Linked DNA regions of Homo sapiens: region 2 is linked to region 1. Evidence: read pairs that join two places in POLR2A ChIA-PET (ENCODE). Cell type or tissue: A673. All regions are shown on one strand.

Region 1 (4,000 bases):
ATAAAGAGACCATCGACTCTGAGAAGTCAAATCATTTTATTTCCAGCTTGGGAGAGATAATTTGGGTTTATTGTATTATGGTTCCCATCACCATCTTCTCAGCATTCCCATCTTCAGTTTTCCCCTGTGGCTGATGTGGGCCACATCGGGATAAGCAGTGGCCTTAACTGACCTGGCCTTTCCAGCACATGCTAACTAAGATGGTGCCAATCCCTATAACACTGTTACGTAAAGAGACCTCTCGCTGCTAGGGTAGAGACTTGGCAAATAAATGAAAGAACTAGACTCATTGGTCTCCTGCCTTCTCTTAAAATACCCACAGAAGTTCAGGTTTGAAAAAAAGCAGCACCATAAAAGAAAAATAAGTGGGAGCTAGAAAAAAAATCTCTGTTCTTTGTTATATTGAAGTGTCTTCTGAATTAATTTCCAGATTTTGAAGGAGTCCCCATGTAGCAGCCCAAGTGCTGAAGTCTAAACTGTGTCATGTCATTGCCATTCCTGTGCCCAGAACCCTTCAGGGGGTTTCCATTATGTTTAGAAAAACTCTCAAACTCCTCACCAAGGCTTCAGCCCTGTATGAACTGGCTTGTCATGCTGGCTGCTCCCCTTTCTGCTCAGCAAATTGGCTTGCTTTTTGTTCTTTGACCATAGTGAGGTTATACCTACCTCAGGGCCTTGCACTTGCTGTTTTCTTTCCCTGGAATATGTTTCTTCCACATCTAGGCATGGCTGGCTCCCTTTCGTAGTTCAGGGCTCAGCTCAAATGCTGCCTCTGTGGGAGCCTTCTCTGACCACTACATCTAATGAGCCCCTTCCCCTAAATCACACTCAAGTCACTCTTTATTCCAATACCTAGTTTAGTATCTTTAATAGTACTTACTGCTGTTAGATATTATCTTATTTGTTTGCCTGCTTATTCTCTTTCCTGTTTAGCATTTGTCTCACCCCACTGGAATGTAAGTTTCATGAAGATAGGATCTACCTTGTGCACTGTTATCTCCCCAAAGCCTGGAACACCACCTTTAGTTGGCCCTTAAGGCATTTGTGTTGAGCACATGAAGTAAAGGAATATAATATTTAGTTTGCTGTAAGATTTTAAAGTCCCACGTAACATAATCCTTTTCCTAAATTATCTCTTGAGCTGGAAGGAAAGCCTAAAGATTCTGTATTGGTGTATGCAGATTGTCGTATAGCTTGTAGTCAATGCGTGTATGCAAGGCAGCCTGCCTTTAGCCTGATTTCCAACTCTTTCAGGCAACCTGAACCAGTTTGTTTTAGCCATTGCTGAATCTCAGTTCCTTCAGCTAGACAGTGAGAGATTTTGTAGATGACCTCAGAGACCTATTTTTGCTTTTGGATTTTAAGCCACAAGATTCAGTCATATGAAGGGAAATTAACACTGCTCTTCCCTCTCCCCAAAGAGAAGATTGACAAATGAATGTAAGAATAACTGCTATCTTTTCCTGTCTGGATCTCTTGAAAGTAGAAAAAAAAGTTACTTCATGTGTAGAGATCTAGGCTGGAAAGGGGAAAATGGTCATTTCCCATCCTTTTGAAAATGGTAAGCAAATAGTTCTCAAGTGAATGAAGCATGCCAGACATCCAAAAATAGAGTGAGGAGATTGCAATTTCAAAATATCTGCAGTGATTAGTGACTGTTCTCTGCTAGAGAAGTACCTAGAGGTTTATCTTTTTTTGCTGATTCTATGGGAATTTTGATCACCTTCATATACTACCAAATGACAGAATCAGGGATGAAAATGACTCATTGCAAAACAGGATGAAAGCCAACAAGCTAAGAATCATTTGCTATATTCTAAAGTAACTAACTTCTCCCTTTTAATTTATTTATTCATTTTTTAGAGAATAAATAAATAAGGTCTTGCTCTGTCTTACTCTGTCTCGCTCTGCCCAGGCTGGAGTGCAGTGGCTCAATCATAGCTCACTGCAGCCTCAAACTCCTGGGCTCTATTGATCCTGCCACCTCAGCCTTCCAAGTAGCTGGGGCTACAGGCATGAGCCACTGTGCCTGGCCAGCTTCTCCCTTTTTGAATTAATCCTAAAAGTATAAAACATCCAGTGGTGGGATGGAGCTCTAATCTTTGCTGAAATCATTTCCATGTGAGAGGTTAACAAAGGCCTTCATGGTGTTTGTAAGTTTTGTGTTTTTTCTTTCATTTCTCCATATTCTCTTCCATTCCTTAAGATGTATGTCAAGTCCAGAACTGTGAGAAATAAATTTCTGCTGTTTAAAAATATGTATGTCAAAATCAAGCTTGGGTACCAGTTCCAGAAAACTCAAAATAACAGTAATGAAGGTCAGGGCCGATGGGCCAGCTAGCCCCTGGTACCAAGGATCCTCACTTCTGTCTTGTTGCTCTCATGGTCAGTATGGCTGCAGAGGTTCCAGCTGTCATGTCTGCATTCCAGTCAGTGAGCAGAAAGAAGAAGTGAGGGAAGGCAAGCCCCTTTCCTTAAAGATACTTCTCAGAAGTTGCCCTTCTATTTATATATCCTGGGACCAGAACTTGACCCACGTGACCACACCTAGCTGCAAGGATGGCCCTGTGTCCTGCAGGAAAATGCGAGTTCTTTTATTAAAGAGGAAGAGAATAGCTAATGGAGTAAACTGGCAGTTTCACAAGATGACTCTCTTGGAGCCAGTCGTGAGCCGGCAACATAATTCTGGCTGGTTTCTCACCTCAGAGGCCTTGTTTTACCTTCCTCTGGCCCATTGTGATGTGTAGAGCAAAAGCTTAGATCACATTTCATGTTGCAGTCGCAGGTCCGTAAAGCATCTGGAATTCTCAACAATGTTGTCATAGTGACTGGTAGGTAACCAAGAACCTCTGGATTATATTAGAGGCAGTGGCTAAGAATGTCGGCCGCAGGGCCAGAGTGCCTGGGTTGAATTCTAACTCTTACATTTGCTTGCTGTGTGCCTTGGGTGAGTCACTACATTCCTCTGTGCCTTGGTCTCTGCATCTGTAAAATAAGATAATAAAACTACGTACCTCAGAGGGTTGCTATATGGGATCAGGTGAGCTGTCTGTAAAGCACTGCGAACGACACTTGGCACTTAGAAAGCCTGTGTCTGTGTAAACTATTGTTATCATCAGTTACTTCCTAATAGTGATATTTGGAAGGAAAGAAACAGGCTGAGTCACCCCCTTTTCTGCTCCAGGGTAATGTATTCCCATCCAGGGACTCACACAGATCCTGAGATTTAGGAGGGCTGATGGATCTTGTTTTTTGTATTACAGATCACTTTTCTCCAGAGAATGCAAATGACACGGCCAAGGAAACATGCCTAAATTGGTTTTTCAAGATTGCCTCCATCAGGGAACTCATTCCAAGATTGTATCCTTTTTTTTTTTTTTGGTCTGATGATTTTAAAGATAGGCTAAAAGAATTGTACTGTTAATAGAAGCCATGTGATGGGATGCCCTGACATTCTTATTGAAAGTTTGGTCCCGTTACGGTTGCTAGCCTGAAAACACATACAGGGCAAGCCACATTGTAGAAACCCTTGGACTCTTGCTCTTTCCAGTTTTTTGTCTTTTACTTTGAATACGATGCCATGTGTCAAGCATTTGTTTCCTTGAGGAACATTCCCACCTTAATTCTCTCAATTAAAATGCTTCATATTTGTGTTTTCTCTGATTCCAAGAACTTGAAAGAACAGGGTCAAGCTTTGCAGGGCAAATGCTACTATTGAAGAACAGATAATTTGACTTATACATAAATTCCATCTTAGTTACCTAAAGTTCTTTCTTTCCCCATAAAGCATTGATTAGAAATGCTCAAAACCCAGTTTATATTTCAGCATGCAACTATGAATCAACGTATAACATTTCCCACAATTTATTTCAAATAAGTATGAAACTTTGAAAACCATATGTAGAAACCATAAGCTACCTTAGTTCGCTGGATTGTTGAGGGCCACTGTGGTCCCCATCTCCTAAGACCCGCCTACTTCTATTCATGGATAGTTTAGTCT
Region 2 (4,000 bases), 170 kb after region 1:
GGGCTATAGGCACCCAACACCATGCCTGACTAATTTTTGTATTTTTATTAGAGATGGGGTTTCACTATGTTAGCGAGACTGGTCATGAACTCCTGACCTCAGGTGATCCACCTGCCTCGGCCTCCCAAAGTGCTGGGATTACAGGCATGAGCCACTGCACCTGGCCCACAGGCATATTTCTAAGAAAGAACTGAGGCAGAGAGAAATTAAGTCTTTGCCCAGGATCTCAAGCCAGTGCATAGCAGAGGCAGGATTTGAACATAAGCAACCTGGCTGCAGAGTCTATGCACTGTTAAGAGTGTGGCTAATTATTCTGCTCTACTTCCCCTTCTGTCACCTGGTCCTTAAAGTGATCAGTACTGAGACTGGGAGAAACCTGGCTGTGTGAGACAGCTTGAAAGATGCCATGTCCTGGGCACGGTGGCCACGCCTAGAATCCCAGCACTTTGGGAGACCAAGATGGGCAGATCACCTGAGATCAAGACTTTGAGACCATCCTGGCCAACATGGTGAAACTCCGTCTCTACTAAAAATACAAAAAAATTACCCAGGCTTTGTGGTGCACGCCTGTAATACGCCAGCTACTTGGGAGGCTGAGGCAGCAGAATTGCCGGAACCCGAGAAGCAGAGGTTGCAGTGAGCCGAGATGGTGCCACTGCACTCCAGCCTGGGTGATAGAGCGAGCCTCCGTCTCAAAAACAAACAAACAGACAAACAAAAAACGATCTGCCACGTACTCTAATTGAAGTGTGATGAGGGTGTTTTTGTTCTTACCTTTTAACAGGGGTAGATGATGTCATATCTCCCGTCGGCCTTAGTCCTGTTTATTAATCCAGCACCATCCTCTTTTGTAGTATATAGTCGTGACTCAACCAGCCAATCAGAGGCAATGAAATTATTTTCTAGCACATTAAGAAGAGAAAAAGTTTAAATTTCTATTTTGGCCAAAAAGAATGGCCCTGAGAATTGGTCAGATTCATTTGCAAAAATAAATAACTAAATGAGCACGAAGAGCAAAAGTGCACCACTGCCTTTCTGGTCTCATGTCCCAGAAGGGAAGGCTCATGAAAGACATCATTAAAACTGAGACCTTCAATGAAACAAAGATTGTGTTTTTGAAAAGAAAAGGTTGCTTTGGGTGAAATGTCTTTTCAGCTAAGTTTTATCCTTGAAACAAAAAAAAAGGTGGGGGGCTGGGGGAACCTATGATATGTTCATGTTGATGAAAGGTATCTTGTGACCAAAAACAGAGGTGAAAACAAAAGTGTCACTGTGTCGTTTGAGGACAAGCTCCAGTCGCTTGATGATCTATTTGTGCTGAGGCTGATAGTGGAACTGAAAATGCTCCTACCTTCAGAGTGGCACAAAAAACTGCATTTCGTACTAAAGATTATAATTAAATGGTGGCACAGCAGAAAATTTGTTGTCATGCCCTCTTGATAGAAAAAAAAATCCTTTTAATTTATTTTGTCTTATAGAAGAGTAGATTTCTTCTGTGTCAGTAATTTCGGAGGCCAGAGAGTCCCAAGAGGATAGTAAATCGTCTTTGCTTTTTATATTCACATTCATCTTCAAATAGAGGGAGGAAGGAAAGCTGTTTCCTGAATTTGGGACGTGCTGAGATGTATAAGTTCTCTAGTGCCTCTCTTTTGCTGGAGGTTTGACATGTGGGTGGCCCTTTCTCAGGCGCACTCAGTACTGCTTCCGTTCTTTCTTCCTGCTGTTTCTCCATGGCTGTTTAAGAACCAGTTCAGGGCCGGGCACGGTGGCTCACGCCTGTAATCCCAGCACTTTGGGAAGCCAAGACTGGCAGATGACTTGAGGTCAGGAGTTCGAGAGCAGTCTGGCCAACGTGGTGAAACCCCATCTCTACTAAAAAAATGCAAAAATTAGCTGGGCGTGGTGGTGCACACCTGTAGTTCCAGTTACTCCGGAGGCTGAGGTGAGAGAATTGCTTCAACCCGGGAGGCAGAGGTTGCAGTGAGCTGAGATCGCGCCATTGCACTCCAGCCCGGGTGACAGTGCAGGACTCTGTCTCAAAAAAAAAGAGAACCAGTTCAGAGAGCCTGTGCGAAGCAGTATGGCAGGCACATCTGGGCTCCAATCTTAGTTCCACCATTTAGTAAAGCGTTTTCCCTGAGTTCTATGAGCTGTTGTAGAAAATTATCGAACTTGAGGAGGGGGTTGTGGGAGCCCCCAATTTGTAGCCAAGTCAGACAGAAGTGTGAGTAACCTGGAGACCCATTCCTTGTGACTGGCATCTGTAGTGGAGAGCATTCTTGTGGGACTAAGCCCTTATCCTGTGGGCTCCCTGTGGGCCTTCTGTGGGGTCTGCACTAACTGTGGGCAGTTAGTGTCAGAGTTAAATTAAATTGTAGTGCCTGTAATCCCAGCACTTTGGGAGGCCGAGGCGGGAGGATTGCTTAGGGTTAGGAGTTTGCAACCAGCTTGGGCAACATAGTGAGACCCCTATCTCTACAAAACATTTTTAAATTAGCTGGGTGTGATGGCAGACACTTGTAGTCCCAGCTACTCCAGAGGCCGAGGGGAGAGTATCACTTGGACCTGGGAGATGGAGGCTGCAGCGAGCCATTAACATACCACTGCACTCCTGCCTGAGTAACAGAGTGAGACCCTATCTCAAAAAAAAATAAAAATAAAAACAAAATAAAAAATAAATTGTAGGATGCCCAGTTGGTATCTGCAGAGAGCTGGAGAACTGCTTGGTGTGAAAAACCCACACATTTGGTGTCAGAAGTCTTGCGAGTAGAGAAACAAAGGTTTTTCCTTTTAGTGCCCTCAAGATGTCCACATCCAATTCCCAGACCTTGTAAATATATATGTTCCCTTATATGGCAGAAGGGACTTTGCATATGTGATTAAGTTAAGGATCATAAGATGGGAATTAGTATATGAGTTTCCTAGGGCTACTGCGAGAAATTACCACAAAGTTGGTGCTTAAAACAACACACACAATTTTTATTTTGAGTCAGAGTCTCACTCTGTTGCCCAGGCTGGAGTGCAGTGGTGCGATCATAGCTCACTGCAGCCTCGAACTCCTGCCCTCAAGCAGTCCTCCCACTTCAGCCTCCCAAAGTGCTGGGATTACAGACGTGAGCCACCACACCCAGCCTTCAGTGTATCTGTTAAAAAGATCAGTCCGGCAGCTGGATGGGGTATTCACTGAAATCAACCTAATAGTGCATACAGGGAGGTGACTACAGTGAAGAGATGATGCCCTCATGGAGAGGAGGAAGTAAAATAAATTGGATTTGGGACATGTTTTGAGGTTGGAACCAAGAAGACTTGCTGATGGATTGGATGTTGTGGGAGAGAGAGGAGTCAAGAATGCAACAGAGATTTCAGGCCTGAGCAACTGGCTGAATGGGATCCCTTTACTGAAACAGAGTAGGGGAAATAACAGTTCTCTTTTGAAAATTTAATGAGTACACTGAAAAATCACAAATTATTGGGAATAAAAATATGAAAAGTTTTTTCTTTTTTCCCACTAACCACCACACTATATTACATTGACTCCATCTGCCATCTGGATAGCAGCTCTTTAATACTTTTTGGCCCAATTCCATAACTTTCTGGTCACTCTCTCTTTTTAGATCATCTCATTTCACCATTAGGATTTATCCTCGTTATTTTTTTAAATCACAAGTATTTTTTTAATTTTTACTTATTTATTTATTTTATTTATTTATTTATTTTTTTTGAGATGGAGTCTCGCTCTGTCGCCCAGGCTGGAGTGCAGTGGTGCGATCTCGGCTCACTGCAAGTTCCGCCTCCTGGGTTCACGCCATTCTCCTGCCTCAGCCTCCCGAGTAGCTGGGACTACAGGCACCTGCCACCACGCCTGGCTAATTTTTTGTATTTTTAGTAGAGACGGGGTTTCACCATGTTAGCCAGGATGGTCTCGATATCCTGACCTCGTGATCCACCCGTCTCGGCCTCCCAAAGTGCTGGGACCTTACAGGCGTGAGCCACCGTGCCC

The links. ChIA-PET counts read pairs that join two places held together with the same protein. Peaks named below come from ENCODE experiments on the same cell type or tissue, not always from the same donor. Only the 100,000 strongest peaks of a DNase experiment are listed, where the experiment ranks them.
Region 2: POLR2A ChIA-PET joins it to region 1 with 5 read pairs; 3 of 35 experiments call an interaction of 5 or more read pairs at or near these places.

The regions. Positions count from the first base shown.
Region 1 is chr16:19,604,915-19,608,914 of GRCh38, forward strand. VPS35L (VPS35 endosomal protein sorting factor like) reads left to right here. Exons shown (of 31, transcript NM_020314.7): 10 at 3,264-3,360. Among named protein-coding and RNA genes, the nearest start is that of VPS35L, 51 kb to the left of the region's middle. In A673, no CTCF peak of the experiment used is centred here; no DNase peak of the experiment used is centred here.
Region 2 is chr16:19,776,015-19,780,014 of GRCh38, forward strand. All of the region lies in intron 6 of IQCK (IQ motif containing K), which reads left to right. Among named protein-coding and RNA genes, the nearest start is that of IQCK-AS1, 12 kb to the left of the region's middle. In A673, no CTCF peak of the experiment used is centred here; a DNase peak (open chromatin) is centred at 1,607.